2 separate regions of the Homo sapiens genome follow, and region 1 is linked to region 2. A link is a contact called in ENCODE Hi-C or POLR2A ChIA-PET data. All regions are on one chromosome and are shown on one strand. The core of a region is the stretch at or near the end of the contact, and the rest is flanking DNA. Distances in the headings are between cores, read along the strand shown. Region 1 overlaps TEAD1 (TEA domain transcription factor 1). Region 2 overlaps TEAD1 (TEA domain transcription factor 1).

Region 1 (4,144 bases), core at 1,432-3,931, 52 kb after region 2:
GAGACCTCAAGAGACTCACTTGAAAGCTTTTCTGGGCCATCTCGTTGCTAGAAAGTCATTCAACAAACATTTGCCAATGTCGTCTTTGCTTCTGGAAAACTGGGAAGCAGATGTGATTGAGAGTTCTGATTTGCAGGCTCAGGGTCTGGTGAGGGATGGCAGACATGTGGGCAGGTGAACAACAGCACCGAGGGGTGGGAGCTGTAGTGGAAGTGGGCAGAAGTTGCTGTGGAAGCACAGAGGTGGAACCCTTTTTGCCTGAGAACATTTCGGAAGGGCTCACAAAGACATGGCATTTAAACAGAATCTTGATAGAATTTGGTCAGTGCAAGGGGAGTGAGAAGGAGTTTTCAGGGCAGTGGATACTCATGTACAGACAAGGAGTCCTGGGAGGTGGCGAGAGGTCCCCATGGCCACTGGGGCTTACCGAACTCAGAGAATAGGGAGAGATGTGGGTGGAAACCCTGGTCACAGGGGCATTCACTTCAAAAGACCATACCTGAATCCTCTGAAAGCCTAAAACGTAGTAGGAATGAAATCATGGATTTCACAGGATAGGATAGCTTGGAAAATGAGCACAAGAGCTTACATTGCTTTTCCTCCCATCCTCTTCTATCAAACCACAGATACTTCTCTTTTTTTTAAACCTTTGACTCTGAAGTCTTCAGGGCTTCCGGGCAGAATCTCTTGCATTGGGAGTTGCCTTGACCTGGAGGAATTCATTCCAACAGCTATTCCTAAAAGACTTTCTGTCCTGGGTCCTTTGTCTCTGTGATTGCTAAGAAAGCCCAGGTCAGGGGTCTGTCCCTTCCTTCTGGGGCCATTTAATTCCACTCCCTTCTGTGGCTACAGACTGAGATGCTAAGCCACGATCCCACCTGAGCTGCTGCCACAATTAGCTTGATTCATGCTGTCACCTTTACCATTTCACCTCAAGAAAAACCTGAGAAGGAAAGAATTGATGTGCCATAGTCGGGGTGGCTGCATATTTTCAGACCCAGTTTTGCAAGGCGTAGTTGGATTAACTGGACACTTCAGGGATCTCAGTCAGTTGCTTAAAACTGAACCTAGGCCCTTGGTGGTGTGAGAGACCCCCTCTCCATGTGCAGGTAAAGATCCACGGTACCTCCTACCCCCCAGTCCACCCCATGTTAATTTACTTTTTAAATTAAAAAAGTGATGCAGGTTTGTTATGAATAGTTTGAGCAGTTGAAAAGAATATAGAATAAAAAGTGAGATCCTCCTTGCACACATACATGCCTGTGGTCAGCCAGATCCCAAAATTTGGAATGTATCCTTTTAGACTTATACGTATGTATCTACAACCATTATACGTATACATATACATCACTTGTTTTTACTAAAAAGGGATTATGCTCCAAGTGTTTCCTGCAACTTCATTTTCCCTACCTAAAGTGTCTTGGACATATGATGCCTTTTACAGCAATGAGAATTTGAGGGTAAGTCTCAGTTTTTATTCTCTGTGGTAAAGGTTTCTTGATAAGTAGAGTTGTCAGATTTATCAGGTTGCCCAGTTAAATTTGCATTTCAAATAAACAGTGAATACTTTTTTGGTGTACATGTCCTATACAGTATTTGGTATATATGTTCATATGTACTGAAAAAGTATTTGCTGTTCATTTGAGATGTGAGTTAACTGGGTTCCCCGTTTTATCTGGCAGCTCTGCACTTGTTAGTTCACTTACGTATCATTGGCTTGGGGTTGTTATTGTTGTTCTATGAAAAACTTTTCATGCACAAAACCTTGAAACCATAAAAAGGTCCTGTTTCCTGGGAAAGGTGGTGTCTGGGCCAGTGTTCACACACCTGATGAATGAGAAAGGTTTGGGGCCAGCTCAGCTGGGCACCCAGAATTCATTACTTGCCTCTATTGGAAAGAACTGGCCCGTGTAGCTGCTTTGTAGTTGGAGCTGAGACCTGACTCTTTCATCCTAGCCACTATGTGAAGTTGCCACTAGTGGTCACCTGAAGTTGTGTGGGTGATATTAATTGAATTTTTGAAAAACTAAATGCTGGTATTTGTAGGAATTTGCAGTGCAGACGGGCAGCCTTTCAACCAGTGCATAGCATAATTAGAGCAAGCTTTTAAGATTCTTTGAAGTGCCAAATGTTTATGAAATTCAAATAGGGGTGCCAATCTGCACAATAAAGGGGCCCTTGGTGGTGTTTTTAAAAATCTTCTATTTTGTAGATGTAAATATATGCCATAATTAGCGGGAAGTAACTTGAAGAGCCACGGCTGAGTTTATTCCTATTATTCTTATTTAAAACAGCTGTGGCAGGCAGGCTACAGCTGCTGTCTCATCATTGGGTTGGGCAGGGCATAAGGGCCGAAGTGAACACACTCAAAGACTCTTTTCTGAGGGCAGCTCGTTCACTCCCCCTACATGCTGGCTTCCTTGCTGGGGAGCTGTCTCACGGTTGGCCCAGCTTCCCCACCCACCCCAAGCCTCTGAATGTCAATGGGACTGGCTTCAAGGGTCTTAGCCAGAAGGCACTTGCCTGCAAATGAGAGGGCGAGGAGCCTTTTAGAGCAGCCAGCTTTCTCCAGACCTCCCCCTTCTCTCTGCCCATGGCAGTGCTGCCTCTAGGGGCACTGTTGCCCCACAGCCCCAGGCCCAGTGCAGAGCGATTGTCCTTTGGTGCCTGTGGGAGCAGCTGCAATGCCGCACTGCGTGCCCTGCCTGGCCGAGCCTTACCATGTGGCAGGCCTGGACGGCTGCCCGCCACAGGGCCCAGCTCCCAGCACCGCCTGCCAAGGAGCCAGATGCTACCATTGGAAAAAATTGCTTCACAATTTGAAATCTTGGTTCTTTGATCATTGCTCGGAGAGGATGAAGAAGAGAGGTTCAAAGTAGTGTTTTAAAATGCCAGCGTCTCGTTGCAGCCATCAGTGCCTATTAGACTGTCTCTGGTTGGGGACAGTCCTCTTGATGTTTTCATTTTTGCAACCAGGTCATTCTCCCCAGCTCTTCCAAGCCCTCTGGATAGGAAGGGAAGGTCCACAGCCTGCTCCTGACCCTGTGCCCCTGCTGTCCCCCTGCCTCGCGCCTTAGAGGTTATCTGCTTGCCTTTGTTCCAGCAGGCTTTTCCCCAATAAAGCTTGTAACAAAGTTGTTGTCATCCGCCAAATGCTGCCACCGCGTGAGCTGCTCACTCCCATTCTTCACTGGGCAGGAGTAGCCTTCACTTCCTGATCCTTCTGCCCCCACAGCCAGGTCTCCAGAGGACGGAGGTTTTGCAGGGATGATCCACTCTGTCCCCTGGCCTAGCACCCGCCTCCAAGGACTTCAGATCCCACATACTTGGGTGAGGCTTCATTCTTCCTTACCCTTGAAATGGGAAGGGTCAGTCTTTGGAGAGTGTTGCATTTTTCATATTTACTGCCAAAAGGCAAAAACATGAAATTTAAACCAAACAGATCCAGGATGGCTGGGCATGGTGGCCCACGCGTATAATCCCAGCACTTTGGGAGGCCGAGGCAGGTGGATCACTTGATGTCAGGAGTTCAAGACCAACCTGGCCAACATAGTGAAACCCCATCTCTACTAAAAAATACAAAAATTAGTGTGGTGGCGCACATCTGTAATCCCAGCTACTTGGGAGGCTGAGGCAGTAGAATCTCTTGAACCCAGAAGGTCGAGGTTGCAGTGAGCCAACATTGTGCCACTGCACTCCAGCCTGGGCAGCAGAGTGAGACTCTGTCTCAGAAAAAAGAACAGATCCATGAATAAATGGGCTTACTGAGTAAGAGGTAATAGAGGAGAAACGAATCCAGACTCTTATCTGGGGACTAAACTGTTTCAGTTGTGGAAGTAATGAGTATAAGAGAAGGATGATTTGGGAAAGAATTTGGAAACTTTTGATGGGGTGTATTTTTGTTTTCTGTTGCTGTCCGCTTCCTCTGCCCATCATTGAAACCGGCTTCTGCTTCGACTTTTTGTTGTTTTTCAGGACTTGCCCACAAATAGACCCTAAAGTCTTTAATTCACTCAACACACGTGTTAATGATGGCCTTTTTTTTAGTCCCAGAAAGAATTCTATAACATGTCTAATCATGCCTTTTGAGAAATTTATACCTGTTTGAGCTGTTATACTCAATACGTAAGACCCGTCATAAACA
Region 2 (4,626 bases), core at 222-2,721:
AAAAATACAAAATTAGCTGGGCGTGATGGCGCACGCCTGTAATCCCAGCTACTTGGGATGCTGAGGCAGGAGAATCACTTGAACCTGGGAGGCAGAGGTTGCCATGAGCCAAGATCGTGCCATTGCACTCCAGCCTGGGCAACAAGAGTGAAACTCTGTCTTTTTTTTTTTTTTTTTTTTTTAAAAAAAAGGATAAATTTCTATTCTTAGATGCTGGTCTAAGTTCAAATTTAAATGCCTTTCATCTTAATTTTTCCTAGTAAACATTTTTGCAGACAATTGTGCTGTTTTATTTTTCTAGTATTAGTAAACACATAGTTGTAATTTTAAAATTCTTGATTCTGAATTTTGTTTTTTGCTTTCAAGGGCTTTGTTGGTTTGGTGTTTTGGTAACCCACCTCATGGTAAATTCTTCTTTCTTTCAGGTAGGAATGAATTGATAGCCAGATACATCAAACTCAGGACAGGCAAGACGAGGACCAGAAAACAGGTAAAATAACCCACCTGGAAATTGTGCATGTCAGCGAATGGCCCAAAAAGGCATTTTGGCTGCAGTGGCTGGCTATGCTTTGGCTCCTAGGAGCCCCCAATTTGAGTTCCCTGTAAGGACGTCAGTGTTGGAGGTATTTTAAATTGGCTCAGTTTTCACTGTTCATCATTTCAGTGACCCTTTATTATGTGGTCTTACAAGTTCCTTTTATACTCACATGGGAAAATGTCACTGCTAAGGACGGTGTATGAACCGCTCCTGTACTGTATTTCAAAGCTGACATTTCTTTCCCAAAATGTGCACCTGTGAACACTGCAAAAACTGCAAGTGCAAATGCACTTGCAGGTCATGAAATTTTGAGGTTTTGTGCATTGTAAAATCCTGGAGCGATTATATATTAGTCATAATTTCAATGAAAAAGTAACGCCAGCAGCCTTGAGTATTGGCCTGAATGTAATGCTAAATGATGTGCGTCCAGGGAACTGTTGCTTTTTAAGCGATGGCTTTTTGTCAGTAGCTGCTGTGACTGAAATGAAGTTACAACTTCAATACCTCTGTGCAGAGCAGTATCAGGAATTCTCTGCCCTTTGGCAGAGCTCTGCCTTTCCTCGTTCTTTCAGATGTAAAACAGCCCAAATCTCTGACATGAGCCAGTTTAGAACTGGAACGAATGAGAAATTAGTGTTTAACTAAAAACAAAAAAAAGAAAGGAGGAAAAAAAAAACCCTAAAAACCTCATGGGTGAGTTGTTCACAGAAAAGAATTATTTTTTAATGTCGATTTATGCTGAATGATACAGCATGAACCTTAAAAACTGTAATCAGACCAAAAGGCTAACTAAACCGTGGTCTCATTAAGATTGAGCAGCAGATTTCAGTTCTCTTCCCAGTGAGGAATTGTTTTCATGAGTGTTTATAACGGGGAGAGGCTTTTCCCAGGAATGCTACTTGTGCCACAGCCTGGGAGCCTGGCTGCTGAGTCAGCACAAAGAGAGGTGGCCTCCTGCCAGCACGCAGAGGCAGCGCATTGTCTGTTTGGGGGATGCTAGTGGCCCTCGTCAAGTCAGAGAATCACAGAAGAACAAAATTCGGGTGAAAACAAGTAACAGCAGGAGCCAGATGGAGGGCTGAAGAGGATGGGGGAGTTTCTGCTTCTCTGTACTTAAGAAAAGTACCAAAGCAAATTGGAAAAAAAAATAATTGAATAATTGAAGCTCAAAGACAAAGTTAAAGATAAAAGGACCGTTTATTATAAATCCTGTTTTAGAGCCGCTGGAGAGTTGGAAATGGGGTAATCACCACACAGTCTGAGTCGCTGAACTTTTAAATGGAAAGTTCTACATTTCGGAAACCAGTGGATCTAATCATCTACATTCTGACAGTGCGGGACCTGGGCTGTCTGCTGGTCTGTGAGCTCTGGTCATTTGCCCGGTGACCCCTTCACTGAGGGACTCTTCTAAATTTAACCAAGTCCCACTGAAAGAGATGCAGATTTCAGTGGAATCATTGTGTTTCAGAAGCTGGGCTCGGCTACATTTCCACGCCCCGGCATCCTGGGGATGTTTTTAGGCAGCAGTTGGTGATACCTCTCCAATGTGAATTTGTTGTTCAGCAAATCCATGTGGTTTTCAACCCAGATTTTTAACAGGATGGCTGGCTGGCTGTATTCACACATTTCGCTTTGTAATAATATGCAAATCCACTTGGCGCCCAGTCAATACCCAAAAGAGTGGAAGGATTAAAGATTTTTATAAGGGCAAAAAAAAAAAAAAATAGCTCTGCTAACTGGGTCTTTCCATTTCTCTTTGAGATCTAATTTACATGTCAGTATTATTTTAACGTTTGCTACAGAATCCAGAGCTCTTAATGAGATCAGAATACAACCAACAGCTTCAGCTTTTTGATTCTGCAGAATGTGCTAATTTATGGATAGTCTCTTCTAAATTGAGAAAAAGGGATTTTCCCTCCTGATACTGAGAAGCTATAAATATTTTCATTTACCTTTACTCCCACCTTTTTAATTTTAGAATGAAAACAGCCCCTCTCATCCCTCCCAAAATTAGTTTTTCCCAGTGCCCATGATTTCTCTTGGGTGGGAAGACTAAGATGAGTCTTAACTTTCATCCTGAATCAAGTCACTGCAGTGATGACCCAGTATGAAAAGCTTAGAGCAGCGCTGGGGGCTTGTGTCTGGCTGGGACTGTGTATTCCTAACTGCAGAGCTTTGTTGAGATGCAAATAACCACCCCCCAACCCCACCCCAAAACCCTCCCAAAGAGTAGCGATTTTATATTTGATTTCCTTTTTTGTTTTGTTTTGTTTTGTTTTGTTTTGTTTTGTTTTGTTTCCCCTCATAAACCCGAACAATGTAGGTGTCTAGTCATATACAGGTCTTAGCAAGAAAGAAAGTTCGAGAAATTCAAGCCGCCATTAAGGTACGTCTGGCTTGCCCACTTGTAGGGGGCTTTTCATCTCCATGGTTACAGGCTTTTCCTTTGTTTTCCTCCCTTCCCCTACCCTGCAGGTGTCTAGTCACATTCAGGTTCTTGCCAGAAGGAAATCTCGTGATTTTCATTCCAAGCTAAAGGTATGCGCTTTTCTGCTTTTTGGCTTGTGGTTGCTATGCATCTCACTTCCTGTTTTCCATGGTGACTGGTGAATGCCTGGTGCTGGGATTCTCGTAACCTAGTTTCCTTGCATGTGAGAGCTGTTTACATTTCTTTGTGTTTAATCTCTCTGTTTCTGTACTAGCCTCACATTAAACTCAATGTGTGTGAGCGCGTGTGTGTGTTTGCGTGTGTGTGTGCGTGTGTATGTGTGTGTTCCTAATAACAATGCAAATGCAGCAGAGAGCTGGTCTTGATAACTTTTCAGCACAGAAACATGATTTTTTTTTTTTAACCTTCAGATGTCCACCAAGCAGCCATGGGCTAGGAAAGCTTAAAAAAAGAAAAGTCCAGAGATGCAAAATTGAGTAGAAATTATTTAGAAAGAATCATTTCCAAAGTGGTCATGAAATTACCTTTTTAAAAAATTTAGAAATTATTTTAACTCATGCTTTTGATGTATTTTTAAGAAGACTTATAAAAAATACGTCTTTTTCATGCATGTCTCTTCCCTCAGAGTATTTTCAGCCAGATTTCTTCCACATTGCTTACTACTGTTTTTTAAGTGAATGGCGCTCTTATTAAAAGAGAAATCTGAGCAGTGGCCTTTAAAAAAAAAAGATAGATCTTAGAGATGGGAAAACTCTTGATCAAACCCATTTGCAGTTTCATTTGTACTTGAGTTTGCTTAAATTTTTTTTTACTTGTACCTCATTTTTCAGTCTCAAAATATATTTTATAGGAAAAATGGGGGCATTGATAATTTTTCATATACAACTTCTTTCTGCTTTTTCCCTTTATAAAATTTATAATAAAACATACCTGACTTTTATTTTTCTGTAATGCCCTATTTTAGAAATGCAAAGAGATTATAGTTTGCAAGGAGGAGCTTTCGTTTATAATAAAAATTGATTTTGGCACATATTGATGGCTTTCCCATGTGCCTTTTTCGGTTCTGTTCTGATATTTTTCTATACAGTAATTAAATTTGTGGTTTTGTTCTGAACTAAAAAACAGTGTAGTCTCACAACACTTGAGTGGTGAGCACTGGGACTCTTCCCAAAGTCCTTCGACTTTTTTTTATGCAAACAAGGCTGGCTGTGGAATAGGACAAGTGATTAGGAAGGAGCATTTGGTGTGCCCTCTGCAGTGGGCAGCATGCTGGCTCGCTCGCACGTGTGGCTGATGGTGGCTGGCTTTTAGCTGCACTGGCTGAGCAGTTGGAAGACTAAGATAACTTTGTAGATCCTGCTTTTTAACCAAAGGTGCAATACTCTCTATATGGATGTAACTACCCCAGTTTTTGCTCAAGTTCTGACTCTGTTTCTAGTTTCTCTGAGCTAATGAATTAATGATGTACAAAGAAGTTTACAGATAACAATGTTGTTTCCATCTGTGATGATATGAATTGCTCTATTTCTGCACTGTCTGTGTGGTTCCTGTGGACTCACCAGGGCACACAGCCTTAGACTGAAAGCCCTATAAGTGAGGAATAAAGCTCTTCTGTTCAGAAGGGATTCCCATGTGATAT

Evidence for each region. Hi-C counts contacts between places; a loop is a spot of excess contacts on that map. ChIA-PET counts read pairs that join two places held with the same protein, here RNA polymerase II (POLR2A).
Region 1: POLR2A ChIA-PET joins it to region 2 with 11 read pairs in WTC11. The contact joins two enhancer-like sites. A Hi-C loop is called at or near these places in 1 of 168 maps with a recorded cell type or tissue (mesothelial cell of epicardium). POLR2A ChIA-PET finds 5 or more read pairs at or near these places in 3 of 52 experiments (AG04450, K562 and WTC11).

The regions. Positions count from the first base shown.
Region 1 is chr11:12,912,115-12,916,258 of GRCh38, forward strand. All of the region lies in intron 10 of TEAD1 (TEA domain transcription factor 1), which reads left to right. Among named protein-coding and RNA genes, the nearest start is that of TEAD1-AS1, 8.7 kb to the right of the region's middle. RefSeq lists enhancers at 1,817-2,681, 2,682-3,545. Within about 2 kb of position 2,682, at least 10 of the 41 ENCODE cell types and tissues checked have a DNase peak (open chromatin) inside an H3K27ac peak, as active enhancers do.
Region 2 is chr11:12,861,825-12,866,450 of GRCh38, forward strand. TEAD1 (TEA domain transcription factor 1) reads left to right here. Exons shown (of 13, transcript NM_021961.6): 4 at 426-490; 5 at 3,014-3,076. Among named protein-coding and RNA genes, the nearest start is that of TEAD1-AS1, 59 kb to the right of the region's middle. RefSeq lists a silencer at 3,018-3,312. Within about 2 kb of position 1,472, at least 18 of the 41 ENCODE cell types and tissues checked have a DNase peak (open chromatin) inside an H3K27ac peak, as active enhancers do.